3 separate regions of the Homo sapiens genome follow, and all the other regions are linked to region 1. A link is a contact called in ENCODE Hi-C or POLR2A ChIA-PET data. All regions are on one chromosome and are shown on one strand. The core of a region is the stretch at or near the end of the contact, and the rest is flanking DNA. Distances in the headings are between cores, read along the strand shown. Region 1 holds the start of COG8 (component of oligomeric golgi complex 8). Region 2 holds the start of EXOSC6 (exosome component 6). Region 3 holds the start of PDPR (pyruvate dehydrogenase phosphatase regulatory subunit).

What was found. A loop is a pair of places that touch in the nucleus more often than their neighbours do. ChIA-PET counts read pairs that join two places held with the same protein, here RNA polymerase II (POLR2A). Pooled maps may share reads with other maps.
Region 2: a map of B cell shows a loop between it and region 1 (35-fold over the local background). The contact joins the promoter of EXOSC6 here to the promoter of COG8 in region 1. A Hi-C loop is called at or near these places in 2 of 168 maps with a recorded cell type or tissue (B cell and CD4-positive, alpha-beta T cell), 1 of 37 single-sample maps with no recorded cell type and 10 of 50 pooled maps. POLR2A ChIA-PET finds 5 or more read pairs at or near these places in 2 of 52 experiments (activated B cell and activated CD4-positive, alpha-beta T cell).
Region 3: a loop to region 1 is called in a pooled map, with 13 times the contacts of the local background. The contact joins the promoter of PDPR here to the promoter of COG8 in region 1. A Hi-C loop is called at or near these places in 8 of 50 pooled maps. POLR2A ChIA-PET finds 5 or more read pairs at or near these places in 2 of 52 experiments (Panc1 and common myeloid progenitor, CD34-positive).

What each region holds. Positions count from the first base shown.
Region 1 is chr16:69,335,969-69,340,960 of GRCh38, forward strand. It overlaps COG8 (component of oligomeric golgi complex 8), which reads right to left and starts at 3,596. Exons shown (of 6, transcript NM_032382.5): 1 at 3,208-3,596; 2 at 537-744. The coding sequence starts at 3,584. It overlaps NIP7 (nucleolar pre-rRNA processing protein NIP7), which reads left to right and starts at 3,804. Exons shown (of 5, transcript NM_016101.5): 1 at 3,804-3,917; 2 at 4,038-4,124; 3 at 4,226-4,364. The coding sequence starts at 3,862. RefSeq lists silencers at 3,273-3,322, 3,333-3,382 and enhancers at 3,803-3,922, 4,103-4,182.
Region 2 is chr16:70,249,693-70,254,684 of GRCh38, forward strand. EXOSC6 (exosome component 6) reads right to left here and starts at 2,248. Exons shown (of 1, transcript NM_058219.3): 1 at 1-2,248. The coding sequence starts at 2,208. The coding sequence ends at 1,390. It overlaps AARS1 (alanyl-tRNA synthetase 1), which reads right to left. Exons shown (of 21, transcript NM_001605.3): 17 at 4,929-4,992; 18 at 4,227-4,346; 19 at 4,022-4,108; 20 at 3,576-3,689; 21 at 2,606-3,214. The coding sequence ends at 3,029. RefSeq lists silencers at 1,455-1,774, 1,905-1,994 and enhancers at 2,375-2,424, 2,465-2,654, 3,289-3,789.
Region 3 is chr16:70,112,020-70,117,011 of GRCh38, forward strand. It overlaps PDPR (pyruvate dehydrogenase phosphatase regulatory subunit), which reads left to right and starts at 2,313. Exons shown (of 19, transcript NM_017990.5): 1 at 2,313-2,421; 2 at 2,802-2,911. RefSeq lists enhancers at 2,277-2,326, 2,847-3,789.

The DNA.
Region 1 (4,992 bases), core at 2,346-4,845:
CCATTAACCCTGGCTGCCTCTGTATCCCTTAAACACCTCAATTTCTGCCCACTTCAGCCCTCTCTACTTGTTCTTCACACTTTCTGGTTTGCTCTCTCCCCAGATCTTTGTGGGCTGGCACCTCCTTCTCATTTAGGTCTCAGCTTAAATGTTACCTCCCTAGAAGAGTCCTTCTTGATCACCCTACCTAAAGAAACCTACCCTAGACTCCCTTACCCCATTCCCTGTTTTTTTCTTCAGACACCACTATCTGAAATGATATCATTTCTTTGTCAATTATCAGACTTCCCATTAGCACGTAAGCTGCATGAGAGCCAGGACCACTTTATTCACACTGTATCCCCAGCATATAGAGCAGTGCTTGGCACATGATTAATATGTATTTTGAATAAATGAATGTTTTCTGTTCAGGCATACCTGGCTGGCAGAAACTGATGTGAAACATGCAAGAGTTTCTACCTAAAGCTTCAGTCCTGACCACAGAATAAATGATTACAAGAACATTACTTTGAGTCCTCTCTGGGCAAGGTGGCTACCTGGATGACAGGGATGGAAGAGTATTTCCTCTCCAGTCGGCGTACGTAGGCTGCAAGCTCCAGGGCCTCTTCATAATAACTGTTCCGGACACAGGTGTCCATGAGCTGAGGAATCTCCAGTATTTCCAAAATTTCTGTGTGCCGGTTTAGGGTCAGGCTATTCATCCGGCGGTTGGAGCTGATCTCCTCGGCTTCCTTCACAAAGTTCCTAGTAATAATCAGAAGAATGTTGATCCTTCACTGCTCTGTACCCAAACCTTAGCTACAGTTACCAAGTACCTGCTATGAACATTGGGCTGGATGATCTATCTGATTTATTCCTCACACCCCACCTATAAGGTAAGTATTATTACAATTGAGGAAATTTTTAATCCCAGAGAGGTTAAGCAACTTGTCCAAAAACATACAATTAATAAATCTAACAGATGGAGATCCAGATATGCCACTTGCTGGCTGTGGCAAGGTACTTGGCCTCTCTGAACCTATTTCCTCATTAGTAAAACGGTATATAGGGCCAGGCGCAGTGGCTCACGCCTGTAATCCCAGCACTTTGGGAGGCTGAGGTGGGCGGATCACTTGAGGCCAGGAGTTCAAGTGAAACCCCATCTCTACTAAAAATACAAAAAATTAGCCAGGCATGGTGGTGCGCGCCTGTAGTCCCAGCTACTCAGGAGGCTGAGGCAGGAGAATCACTTGAACCCAGGAGGTGGAGGTTGCGGTGAGCAGAGATGGCGCCACTGCACTGCAGCCTGGCCAACAAAGCAAGACTCCGTCTCAAAAAAAAAAAAAAAAAAAGTATATAGGACCCTCCTCATAAGGGTGTAAGAACTAAATGAGATGATGTGTGTGAAGCATTTAACATAGAACTTGAAACAGAGCGAATGCGTCAAAGTAAAAATAGTAAAAGAGACACAGTTAAATATTTAACAGTAGCTATCATTATTTTCAAAATGAAGCACTAACTGCCTAGAATCCACAATCTTTCCCCTCAGGTCTTCATCTTCTCCTATGCTAATGTTCAACCATAGTTCCTGCCACAGTCTACTTTCAACACTTCTCCATATTTGCAGAGACCTGCTTTATCAAGTCCCCTATCTATTCTGGAGCATGGAAGGGTACAAAAGCTGCTGTCAAATATCCAAAGGCTCAAAAGAAAAATTAAACTTTAATCATGAAAGGCTGGAAGGCAGAACTAGGGATAATGGAGACAGAATATGACTCACAAAGGACTTTTTTTTTTTTTTTTGAGACGGAGTCTTGCTCTGTCACCAGGCTGGAGTGCAGTGGCACGCATCATCTTGGCTCACTGCAACCTCCGCTTCTCAGGTTCAAGTAATTCTCCTGCCTCAGCCTCCCGAGTAGCTGGGACTACAAGCGCGTGCCACCACGCCCAGCTAATTGTATTTTTAGTAGACATGGGGGTTTCAGCATGTTAGCCAGGATGGCCTCGATCTCTTGACCTCGTGATCCGCCTGCCTTGGCCTCTCAAAGTGCTGGGATTACAGGTGTGAGCCACCGCACCCAGCCTTTTTTTCTTTTTTTAAGAGAGTTTCACTTTGTCACCCAGTCTGGAATGCAGTGGCACAATCACAGCCCACCGCAGCCTCGACCTCCCAAACTGGAGTGCGGTGGCACAATCATGGCTCACTGCAGCCTCAATCTCCCGGGCCCAACTGACCCCCCCACCTCAACCTCCTGTGTACCTGGGACTACAGGCGCACGCCACCACGACCAGCTAATTTTTTATTTTATAGAGACAGGGTTTTGCCATGTTGGCCAGGCTGCTCTCGAACTCCTGGGTTCAAGCCTCAGGCTCCCAAAGTGCTGGGATTACAGGCTGAGCCACCACATCCAGCCATCCAAATGGAGAGACTTTTTGATATCTGATGCCCTCAAATGCGAGGATTTCCTTGTCACCTTCCCGTCAATGGAAGTTTTGAAGCAGATGACCTCCGGTCCACGCTTTCGTATAAAATAAGTATATAAATGTGCACATATATTCAGCTCACACCTATAATGTTAACTGTGTCAGACCCGATAATAAGAGCTTTGCATGAATCCTTTTTCTTTGTGCCCACAACTGCCCTTCGAGGGAGGGACGTGCTTCTGGGTAACCAGTTCTGAATTCGAAACCTCCTAGCTGTGTCCTTGGACGTCACTAATCTCTGTCTTGACTTGCTCATATGTAAAATGGAAATAACAGGGCTGGGCGCAGTGGATTATGCCTGTAATCCCAGCGCTTTGGGAGGCCGAGGCGGACAGATCACGACATCAAAAGATCGAGACCATCCCAGCCAACATGCTGAAACCCCGTCTCTACTAAAAATCCAAAAAAATTAGCTGGGCGTGGTGGCGCGCGCCTATGGTCCCTGCTACTCAGGAGGCTGAGGCAGGAGAATCGCTTGAACCCAGGAGGCAGAGGTAGGTTGCAGCGAGCCGAGATCTCGCCACTGCACTCCAGCCTGGCGACAGGGCGAGACTCCGTCTCAAAAAAGATAAAAAAGGAATAACAGTACCTATCTCGAAGGCTGTTGTGAGGTTTAAATGGATTAATAAAGCGCTCAGCAGAGAACCTGGAACGTGGTAAACGCTTTATGTGTTAGTTATTTCTACCATCGTAAATGTCAGCTTTTACAGTTATAAAACCCCTTTAGCGCCAGGCGCGTCGCACCTGCAGCTCTGCTGGAAGCTGGGCAAACGGTCGAGCAGGCGGCCGAGCGACGCCTCCACGTCGCCAAACAGGCGGTGGATGCGCTCGGTGCACTCGGCGCCGCGGATGAAGGTCTTGTAGTTAGCGAAGGCCAAGTCGCGCGTCTGCTGCAGCAGCTGCGCCCGCTCCTCCGCCAGGCGCTCGGGCTCGCGCCGCAGCCGCTCCAGCCCCGAGCCGCTCAACTCCCGGAGGTAGCGGCCCACATCGGGCCGCTCGCGCCACTGGGCCTCGGGGAAGCGGTCCCGGAACAGCGACGCCAGGAGCCCTTCATCCTCCACCTCGCCGAGAGCCGCTGCTGTGGCCGTGGCTACCGATGGGATAGTCGCCGCGGTCGCCATCTTCCCAGCAACAACGTCACTTCCCTTCCGGACCACAAGGGGCGCTGACTCCGAACTTAGGACAGGAAGAAACAGGCACATTTCCGGTCTCTATGCTTTCTCATCCGGCCGGCTTGCTTTCCCCTGCGGTCGTCCAGACTATTGGGCGCTAGCGAGACGAACTATTGGTACGGGGCTAGAGAGGAAGGCTTTGGGATTGCCGGGGAGCAGCGAGCGACCGACTTCCGTTTCCAGTTACCAAGGCACGAGGATCCGGTGTTCCAACCCAGGGGGAAAAATGCGGCCTTTGACTGAAGAGGAGACCCGTGTCATGTTTGAGAAGATAGCGAAATAGTAGGAGCGCGCGGGGCGGACGCGGGAGTGTGTGGGTGTGGTGGCCAAGGGTGGAGTGGGGGCGCGGTGCCGGAGACCGGTTCGTTCGGGCGCGGTCTCCAGTCCTCTTTTTGCCCTCAGCATTGGGGAGAATCTTCAACTGCTGGTGGACCGGCCCGATGGCACCTACTGTTTCCGTCTGCACAACGACCGGGTGTACTATGTGAGGTGAGGCGGGGCCGGGCAGGCAGCATGGACCCAGGGGAGAGGGGTCCTGGGTCCCACGAGCCTCCTTCATCCGCAACCTTGCTCCCCCTTTACCCTTTTAGTGAGAAGATTATGAAGCTGGCCGCCAATATTTCCGGGGACAAGCTGGTGTCGCTGGGGACCTGCTTTGGAAAATTCACTAAAACCCACAAGTTTCGGTTGCACGTCACAGCTCTGGATTACCTTGCACCTTATGCCAAGGTTTGTGGGGCGGTTTCCAATTCTGCCACGGGCGATGAAGTCAAGGATTAGGCAGATTGTCCGGCAGCTTCTCTCCCACAGAGTCCCTGACAGTGTGCTTGGAGGAGTTTCAGCACATGGAGATGTGTAGAGGTCTTGCAGCTTGAGCATGGTCAGGGCTATGGGATAGGAATGCTATGTGGCTGCGTAGGGTTAGTTTTCTCCAGCGAAGTAGAAGAGCCTAGGGAGACCCAGCTAGAGATCAGAAAGCAAATAAGTGGCAGCAATGAAGACACCGGGGTCCAGAAAAAGAGCTGTTAACCTGGCCATGGAGGATGATCCTTGTAGAGTTGAGAAAATAACTTTTTCTATTTTTTTCTTTTTCTTTCTTGCTCTGTTTTTTCTTTTCATTTCTCTTTCTCTTTCTTCCTGACACAGTTTCACTCTGTCGCCCAGGCTAGAGTGCAGTGGTGCGATCTCACTGCAGCCTCCACTTTCCAGTTTCCAGTGATTCTTGTGCCTCAGTAGCTGGGATTACAGGCATGTGCCACCACACCTGGCTGATTTTTTTGTGTGTTTTTAGTAGAGACAGTGTTTCACTGTGTTGGCCAGGCTGGTCTCGAACTCCTGGCCTCAAGTGATCCACCTG
Region 2 (4,992 bases), core at 998-3,497, 910 kb after region 1:
AAAATCTTATAACTTTGGGAGGCTGAGGCAGATGGATCACTGAGATCAGGAGTTTGAGACCAGCTTGGCCAACATGATGAAACCCCATCTTCTCTAAAAATACAAAAAGTTAGCTGGGTGTGGTGGCAGGTGCCTGTAGTCCCAGCTATTCCAGAGGCTGAGGCAGGAGAATCACTTGAACCTCTGAGGCGGAGGTTGCAGTGAGCTGAGATCGCGCCATTGCACTCCAGCCTGGGCAACAGAGTGAGACTCTGTCTCAAAAAATAAATATAAAAAAATAAAAAGCTGCTATTCTCCATTAATACCTGCAGGCCCGACAAAGGCAGCCTAGGAATTCTAGATGAATGGAATGAATACAACTTGCTGGAAGTTCTTAGGAAACAAAATGACTATTCACAGAACCAAATAAAAGCCTTCCACTAGAAACTAAAAATAATAATAATAATAATAATGGTTTTATATATATGCATACACAAGCAAAGCCAGAAGAGAATAAATAGCAAATGAATGAAAACTAGAAGCAAAAACAAACAGGAAACCATCTCTACATTTTTTTTACTCAATCGACCCTGAATGCTACAGCATTATCCAGGGCCGCAGAAAACACACATAATACTTTATTCCTGATAAACAATTCGATGTCCTTAAGTCCGCCAATATCACCGTACATTCTGTGCAATCAAGAAATTTACTCAGCTGGGCACAGTGGCTCACACCTGTAATTCCAGCACTTTGGGAGGCCAAGGCGGGTGGATCACCTGAGGTCAGGCATTCGAGAACAGCCTGGCCCACATGGCGAAACCCCATCTCTACTAAAAATACAAAAATTAGCCCGGTATGGAGGCATGTGCCTGTAATCCCAGCTACTTGGGAGGCTGAGGCAGGAGAATGGATTGAACCCAGGAGGCAGAGGTTGCAGTGAGCCAAGATTGCACCATTGCACTCCAGCCTGGGCAACAGAACAAGACTCCATCAAAAAAAAAAAAAAAAAAAAAAGAAAGAAAGAAGAAAAGAAAATTAGCCAGGTGTGGTTGCATGCACCTGTAGTCCCAGCACTTTGGGAGGCCAAGGCAGGAGGATCAATCAAGGCTAGGAGTTTGAGACTGCAGAAAGAAACCCTGTCTCTAAAAAAAAGGTCCAGGTAATTTCAGGGTCCAGCTCCACCACAAGCGCAGCTCCAGGGGCTGTTGAGTTTTGCCTTTATCATTCCAAGTAGTCCCTGCTCCAGACCAAGTCCCACCATCTGGCAGTCAGGTCAGTCCAACCACAGTCATATCAGGGCCCTTCCAGGAATTCTCGACGCAAACTGGAGGCCGATGGCGCGGGTCTTTTCGTGGACGGCGGCAGCACGGTCCTCGGCTTGCGTCCGTAGTTGCTCAGGCTTCTGGTTCAGGGCTGGGCGGCGGCGCCCCTGCGGCGGGCGGCCCGCACCAGGCTCTGCTGCAGCACGGGGTAGAGGCGCTGGCAGCCCTCGAGGCCCAGGCGTACGGCCTCCGCCCAGCTCTCTGTCAGGCCGCCCTCGCCGCTGCCCAGCAGCCCGGCCACCTGATTCAGCACAGGCATGAGCGCCACGGTGAGGCCGGCGGCGGCGCGCTCTTCCTCGAGCCGCGTGGGGTCCAGGAGCCAGGTGGGCGCGGGCCCCGGCGCGAGGCTGAGGCCGCAGCCCACCACCAGGTCGTACATCTCCACGCCCGCGTCGGCCAGGGCGAGCGCGGCGGCGGTGAGCGCGGCGGCCAGGGCCGAGCCACCGTCCTCCAGCAGCAGCGCCGACACCTCGAGCTGCGCGCGCGGGTAGCGGCCCAGGCGCACAGCCGGCTCCAGCGCCTCCTGCAGCGCCAGCGCCAGCTCACGCTCCTCGCAGCCGCCCGGGGGAGCGCGGCGCCGGCGGCCCGCGAAGGGTGCGCGGCGGAAGTCGCAGAGCAGGCGACCGCGCAGCGCGGCCGGGGCCTCGCCGCCTGCTCCGGCCGGGCCGCCGCCGCGCTCGCCGCCCTCGGCCTGTCGCGGGCCCGACACGGCACACAGCACCTTGGTGCCTCCCGCCTCCAGGTAGGCCGAGCCCTTGGCCTGGCTCAGCAGCCCGGCGCGCGCGTACACGGGCCGTAGCCGCGTTGGGTCGCGGGTGCCGGGCGCCTCCTCCTCGTCGGCCGCGTACAGCTGCGGCGGCTGCGATTCTTCAGGGCCGCGGATGCGGCGGTGATCCCCAGGCATGGCGGTTCTTGGCGTGCGAACCCCTTCCGCCCAACGCCCTGCCGCATCCACTGGTTCTTCCGTTGTTTAAAGACGCGCGGCTGCGCATGGGCTGTCGAGAGAGCGGCGGGAGGCACTACAGCGCCCCTGGAGGCCCGGAGGGAGAACGGCCCGGTCCCAGTTGTGCAGGGTAGCCGGATCCATCCATCTTGCTGGAAGGGAGGGGGGAGAGCAGCTCCAAGAAAGGCTTCTCTGCTTCCAACTACCTCCACCCCTCATCTACTGAATTATGAACGCCTTGCTCCAAGTCACCCCACCTATTTGGCCTCCACCTCCACAGACGTTTGAGGCAGCCCTAGGGGCTGTTCCCAAAATTTTGGGTTCTGGGGCTGGACTAGGTGAACACCACAGCAGCCAGCAGGAGCCACAGCATTTATTCTACAGACGCCAAAGGCTGTCAAAAGAGCCAGCCCCTATTGGGAAGAGGGATAGAGATCATGCGGCATTAAGTATTGCACGTGGTCCTTTTATTCTCTGCAGCAAAAACGATTCCTACTTGCTGACGCGGAAAGCTCAGGTCTGGAGAGCCGTTATCTATAGATGCGAGCGTGACGATCAACAGCAATGCGGGGTTAGTGGTTCTAGACCGATGGCACTGACGTGGAGGGCTCAGGGCAGAAATTTAAGGGGCACTGAGACATAGGACTGCTCCCAAGTGTGTTCCAGTTACTGCTGGGTTAGGAGGGGCTCTTTAAAGGTCCCAAGATTCAAATGTTCTTGTAGCAGATGAAGAGCTCTTGGCTGGACGGATGGATCCAGTGGGAGCCTCCTCCTTCCCCACTCAGTTCTTTACATCCCCGAGGCGCAGCTGGGCGAAGGAAGTGGCCAGCTGCAGCGCCTCCTGCAGGCAGCCAACGTTCTTGCCTGTGGCCTGTGCAGACACATCCTTGCCACCACCTTTACCGTCCATCAAGCCTGACACCTGCTGCACCCACTCGCTGGCTTTTAAGCCCCGATTGGCTGCATTCTAGAAGACAGGAAGGGAAGGGGGAGTCAGCACAGAAGATGGGATTGAGGGAGGAATGCAGGGAAAGAAAGGATGGAGGAGCCATCACCCACTCCTTGCCCTGGGTGATACTGCTGGAGGCCGAGACAGACTTTACGGCTGGTACAGGGGGCGGCCATGGCCACTGCCAGGACAGGACAGAGTGGCAAAGCCAGGTATCAACCAGATGTCTTCACCAATAAGAAGGCCTGGGTAAGGGGTACTGGCAAAGGTAACCAACCGGTGGGCAGAAAGGCTGTTTCGAATGCAGGCTGTACACACACAGGCCTCAGCCAACAACCTTAAGACCTAACACTTCCCACTGGTGCGAGGTGGTGCTGACCTGGGGAACTTGACACAGGCACGTGATCTTGCCAGCCTCATTGTCCACCGTGAAGAGCATGGCAGAAGTCTGAGGGGAGTGCATCTTGAAGAGCTTCAAGGCTTCATTCAGGGCCTGTGGGGAGGACCTGGCTCAGGCCACGGTGCTGGAGCAGGGACCCTCACTAGTGTGAGCATTTGCAGCCCTCAGAAGGCCTGCCACCCACCCCTACCCCTTCCCAGAGCAGGGGCTGTGCCCAGGGCCTGTGGGGAGGACCCCAGCGCCGGGCCCTGCCCCTACCCTGGCCCAGGTATGCCTCCCACATGCAGGGAGCTGCTGCTCCTCCCAATCTCAATCCCAGACCGTGGGCCCTTAGGCAACCACTTCGCTCAGAGCCACAGAGGCCACATGTCAGCCACCAGAGAGCTGATGAGCCCTAGGGGAGGGGACCCTGGCCCCTGGGTTGCCTTGGCTGAGGCGCCGCTCTCCATCTCCAGGATGACAAGAGGCTGGTTGGGGTTGCTGTCGATGAACTGCTTCGTCTTCTCTAACACCTGCAAGAAAAAAGTCCAGAACAGCAGCTCAGACCAAAAGCCCAGGCCCCGAACCCCTGGCTGTTCTGCCAGCCTTTGCCTAGGAAACACTCTGGCCACTGGTGCTGCCAGGACTCACTCGTTTCTGGACATCGGCTTTGCTGGCTCGGTCCAAGTCATCCATGACCTTCTTTAGGGATTTGAGAGTCTCCCGCAATTCATCCTTCTGCCACTGGGGGATGACTGCAGTGGCCAGGGCCTGGAACCAATAGACGACCATCTCAATCTGGGCCACAACTTGCTGGGATGTCAGGGTCCAGCCCACCCCACCCGAACCCAAGTCCTCCCTGACTAGTGTCCTGGAAAGGAAAGCAAGGAAAGCTTTGAGACCAGTCCCTTTAGGAGCAGCTGTGGCAGGTGAAACAAGCAGGGCTAGAGAGAAAGGAGCAGCAGAAAGCTGGGCTCCCAAATCAGGCCCGGTCCTTACCAGGCTGGGAACAGCCTGTGATAAGCTTCCTGGCAGCTTGAAATGCAAATAAATACCAGGCAGGCTTGGAAGCAGGGGCCAGCCTTAGCCCATTCCCCAAATCCCTCCACCCCAGTGCCCATACATGCTTGGGAAGAGCTCTCCTGCTAGCAGCACTGGGAGCAGCAGGGAATGTCCAGGGTCCAAGGACAGGATCCATGGGGTCCCTGCTACAAGGCTACAGGACAACAGAAGTCAGCCCAAAGGCCCATTCCACCAAGAACCAGGGCCTGACTGACTACAGATGATTTCCTGAAGACGGGGCATGTTTCATGCACCAGGCCCTGAGGACGGAGGGAGGGAAGCCGCCCCTACCTCTCCAAGGTCAGCGATCTCCCTCTGCACATCCTTGTTTGGAGCAGTCTGAGCCTTCACTTTG
Region 3 (4,992 bases), core at 1,063-3,562, 770 kb after region 1:
CCCTGTCTCTAATAAAAATACAAAAATTAGCCCAGCGTGGTGGCGCACGCCTGTACAGTCCCAGCTACTGGGGAGGCTGAGGTAGGAGAATCCCCTGAACCTGGGAGGCAGAGGTTGCAGTGAACCGAGACCACACCATTGCACTCCAGCCTGGGCAACAGAGTGAGCCTCCATCTAAAAAATAATAATAAAATAAAAACACTCAATCCCCTAGAAAAAATAGTGCATCAGTGGTTATGAGAACCTACTAAGGACAAGACCCATCTTTGACAATGAAAGGGGCCTTAGGACTTACTTCCCTTTTTTTTTTTTTTTTGAGACAGTCTCGCTCTGTCGCCTAGGCTAGAGTGCAGTGACACAATCTTGGCTCACTGCAACCTCCGCCTCCTGGGTTTAAGCAATTCTCCTGTCCCAGCCTCCCAAAGTAGCTGGGATTACAGGCATGTGCCACCACGCCCAGCTAATTTTTGTATTTTTTAGTAGAGATGGGGTTTCACCATATTGATCAGGCTGGTCTCGAACTTCTGACCTCACGTGATCCAACTGCCTTGGCCTCCCAAAGTGCTGGCATTACAGGCATGAGCCACCGCACCCAGCCTGACTTAGCATTTTGGAGTGGAGGCCGATCATGGTGATGGAGAAGGAAATCAGGGACAGATCTACACCATTTGTTTGCTATTTACTGCACGTAAACAGAATGAAATCAACACATTAAGTATTTCACTTGATTTCATCCACCATCTCCTGCAGACAACCAGGTTTCTCCCAAATTCATGTGCCTGGAAATGGCTTGAACCAAATGGTTCATGAGGAAAACCTGTGATATTTTTCATGAAATCGCCACATCTGGGCATCAGGAAAGCCTTCCCCGAGAATGTCTCAAATTGGTCAGCCGTTTTCTCTTTTTTTAGACAGGTAGGTGTCCCCAAGCATTCAATCCTAGCTAAAATATGGAAGTATTTATCTAGCACAGGAGCCTATGGCATAGTTTCAGTCCACTGTCTGGCAGACCTCATCTGGGCTGTCTTTGTGTGATTTGACTGGCCAGTAAATGGGGTATAAACTATGTAGGCTGTGGCCTGGCCTTGTGACAGAGGGGTCCCTGGAACTTGACTGCCACTCCCTAAGAGCAGAAACCGCCTCTTTCTTGTACATTGCTGGATCCCATCATCCTGCACAGTGCCTGGCTACAGGTGGCCAGCAATAAAACACAAGATTGGGGCAGGCACAGTGGCTCACGCCTGTAATCCCAGGACTTTGGGAGGCTGAGATGGAAGGATCACTTGAGGCCAGGAGTTCAGGCCCAGCCTAGGCAACATAGTGAGCCTATCTCTACAAAAAAAAAATTTTTTTTAAATTAATAAAACACAAGATTGGTTTGTGTGGTGAGACAGTATTGAATCCAACAAACGGGAACTGGATAGTGTGGCCCAAGATGCAATGGTGGCTGCAGCATGAGACCCTTATGCATATAATATTCAGTGGAAGAGGTGCCAGGCACTGTTCTGGGTGCTGAGAATAAAGCTATGCATAAGACTAAGGTTCTGTCGACAGAGATCGTGTCACACCAGTGGAAAAGACAGTCATCAAACTTATATCCTTGAGTCAGTGATGAGTTCTAGAAGGAAAGAAAAGGCTGATGTGACAGTGAGGAAGGGATGAGTGGAGACTTCTCTGAGACTTCAGTGATTCCTCTTCCTCTGAGCTGAGCCAAGCTGAGAAGCTGAGAAGAGTAAGATAGGGCCGGGAACTCAGGTCCGTTAGTCCGTCCTCCGAGGTGGGGCGGGCCAGCAGAATGGATTTCCGATCTACTCTGTGAGAGCCTCGCCCAAGAAAGCCCAGAGCCACTTCCAAGATCCGCGCTCCCACGGCGATGAGAAGCGTTTTCCCCCGGGACTGCTTGGCTTAGGACTGGGGACCCACTGGCTTTGGAGTAAGCCCTGGCACGGGCCTCGAGGGAAGAAAGAACTCCCGCGCTCCCCACACTCCACAGGGCCTGCGATCATCTCAGATGTTCCGGTTCCACGTGCAGAAACCCCGCCGGTCCGAGGCCCCGGTTCTAAAACGGCCCTAAGAGTCAAGGCTTCCACAGCTCGCCTCTGAGGGTGGCAAAGAGGCCGCGGGGGCGGTGCCTCGCGAGACCCAAACAAGCCCACGTGGCAGGGGCGGGGCTCCGCGAAGGCGTCACGGCGCGCTCGTGCGCTGCTGAGGTCACGCGCCGGCAGTACCCTTGCCCGGGGGCCGTAAAGCGCGGAAGGTCGCGGTCTCGGCTTCCCCGGAACTTTTTGCTCGCTTCGCCCCGCCCCCTTCCCATCCCCGAACCCCGCTTTCCGGCCCGCGGCGACCCCAGGCAACTGTTGTGGCTGCCGCATTGCTCCCGCCGGGCTGTAGCTGAGCGCGGAGCCCGTGGGGACCGGTGAGGTAAGGAGATAGCTTCGGGGCAACTCTGGCCTCCCCGTCCGCGCGGGCCTAAGCGCCCCGGGACCCCTGGGTTCCCCTCTTTCTCCTTTGGTTTCGCCCGGGGGTGGTCCCCGCTAGCTCACGCTTCCAGTGGGTTCCGCCTGGCCTCTCGCGAAGTCGCGTCCGGGCGCCAGTACTCGTCCCCGTAAGGTTGTCCGCTCGTGCCTTGGCTTGTGTTCTCGGCTACCCCTGGGCGTGCGCACCGCTCCTCCAGGAGCCTGCACTTCAGCCCCGATGCCAGGGCGGCCGGGGTGACCTCGGGCTCCCCCGTCTCGGGCTTGCACACCCCTGCGGCGCAGAGCCAACTCCAGCTTGTCTAGCCCGGTCCTCCATCCCTGCAGATGGAACTGTTTTCCCGCGTTGAGACGTGCGGTCCGCTTGTGCTTTTAGAACTAAAGACTGCTGCAGAGTCCGGAGGAAGAAGTCACCTAGAAAAATCTGGGACAGGGCAGTAAGCTTCCTTCTTAATGTTTGACCTTTGGGGGCCGATGTGTGATACCTCGGATTTGAATCAAGAATCTCCAAGCCCATTTTCCGCATGCATGTAAACGTGATGTACCGGGATGGGGTCTGGTGGTGGAGGAGGAGCCAGCCTGACGGATAAGCTTTTCCAGTGGCAGGGACTTGTGTTAATTTCTTTTTTCTTTTTTTTTCTTTTTTCCGAGACAGAGTTTCACTCTGTCGCCCAGGCGGGAGTGCAGTGGCGCGATCTCGGCTCACTGCAACCTCTGCCTCCTGGGTTCAAGCAATTCTCCTGCCTCAGCCTCCCAAGTAGCTGGGAATACAGGTGTGCGCCACCACGCCCGGCTAATTTTTGTGTTTTTAGTAGAGACGGGGTTTCACTATGTTGGCCAGGCTGGTCTCGAACTCCTGACCTCGTGATTCTCCCGCCTCAGCCTCCCAAAGTGCTGGGATTACAGGCGTGAGCCACTGCGCTCGGCCAACTTGTGTTAATTTCTTAAACTTGCGTGATCACCTGGTGTACTTGTTGAAAAATACAGCTCCCTGGAGTGGCAGGATCAGAATCTGCCGAGGTGGACCGTGGGAATCTGTCATTTTTAAACAAGTGTCCCAGGTGGTTCTTTTGCTGAGGCAAGTGTGGGAAATGTTGTGTGAACCCACGCTCATCCAGTCTTCCTTGTGACCGGCAGTCCACTGTGCGCAACGCTGCAGCCATACAGAGGGACAACTCGAAGTTAGAACTAGCACCTTGGTCTTGTTGGAATAAGCAGATCTGAGTAGAGCCAGCTGCAGTCTTATGGTTGTTTAGCAGAAGTTATTCTTCTTAGCAGAGAATATTATACGGTCATTTTCCAGAACTGTAAAAACTCTATCATTTGTTTTAAACCAGATGATGTGCTTCATTTCTGTCTTTGACGTCTTCAGTTTCTTCTCCCCTGGCTTTACCTCCTTTGTTATCAGTTTGTGCTTTGGTTTTGCTGCCAACCTTATAGGTTTAGGTTTGGCGGCAAAGGCACTAGACTCTGGTGCCTTCTTTTCCTTCGTTGTCTTAAGCCCTTCTTTTCCTCTGCCCTCATGCCCTCACCACTTCACTCTTTTGAAGGTCATAATGAACACAAGGTCAGAGATCCCTTTTTTGGCGCCAAGCACCCTGGGCTTTTTTGAGATGGAGTCTCACTGTGTCACCCAGGCAGTGGCGCGAATCTGCCCACTGCAGCCTCCATCTCCCTGGTTGAAGCAATTTTCCTGTCTCAGCCTCCTGAGTAGCTGGGACTACAGGTGCAAGCCACGACACCTGGCTAATTTTTCTGTTTTTAGTAGAGACGGGGTTTCACCATGCTGATCAGGCTGGTCTCAAACTCCTGACCTCAAATAATCCACCCACCTTGGCCTCCCAAAGTGCTAGGATTACAGGTGTGAGCCCCTGCGCCTGGCCTTTCTTTGTTTTGTTTTGTTTAAGACAGAGTCTCACTGTGTCACCCAGGCAGGAGTGCAGTAGCATAATCTCGGCTCACTGCAACCTCTGTCTCCCAGGCTCAAGCGATCCTCCTACCTCAGGAGTTCAGGACCAGCCTGGGCAACATAGTGAGCCCCTCTCTACAAAAAAAAAAAAAAAATTAAAAAAATTAATAAAACACAAGATTGGCCTGTGTGGTGAGAGAGTATTGAATCCAACAAACGGGAACTGGTTAGTGAGGCCCAAGATGCAATGGTGGCCGCACCATGAGTACCTGGGACCACAGGTGCGTGCCACCACACCCAGCTAATTTTTTGTATCTTTGGTAGAGACGGGGTTTCACCATGTTTGCCAGGCTGGTCTCCAACTTCCGACCTCAAATGATCTACCCGCCTCGGCCTCCCAAAGTGCTGAGATAACAGGCGTGAGACATGGCGCCCGGCCTAAAGTTTTTTTTTTAATTCCACCTTAAAACTCATCTGTTACTGTGTTTGTTCTGCCACCTTTGCAATTCCCTTTCTCTGTTAGGGGAATGTGCTTAATGGTTCAGTCCTCACAGCTGTCCTTTCCTTACCATCTGCTTTTATTTGAAAGGTAGCGTGGAGTCATGATTA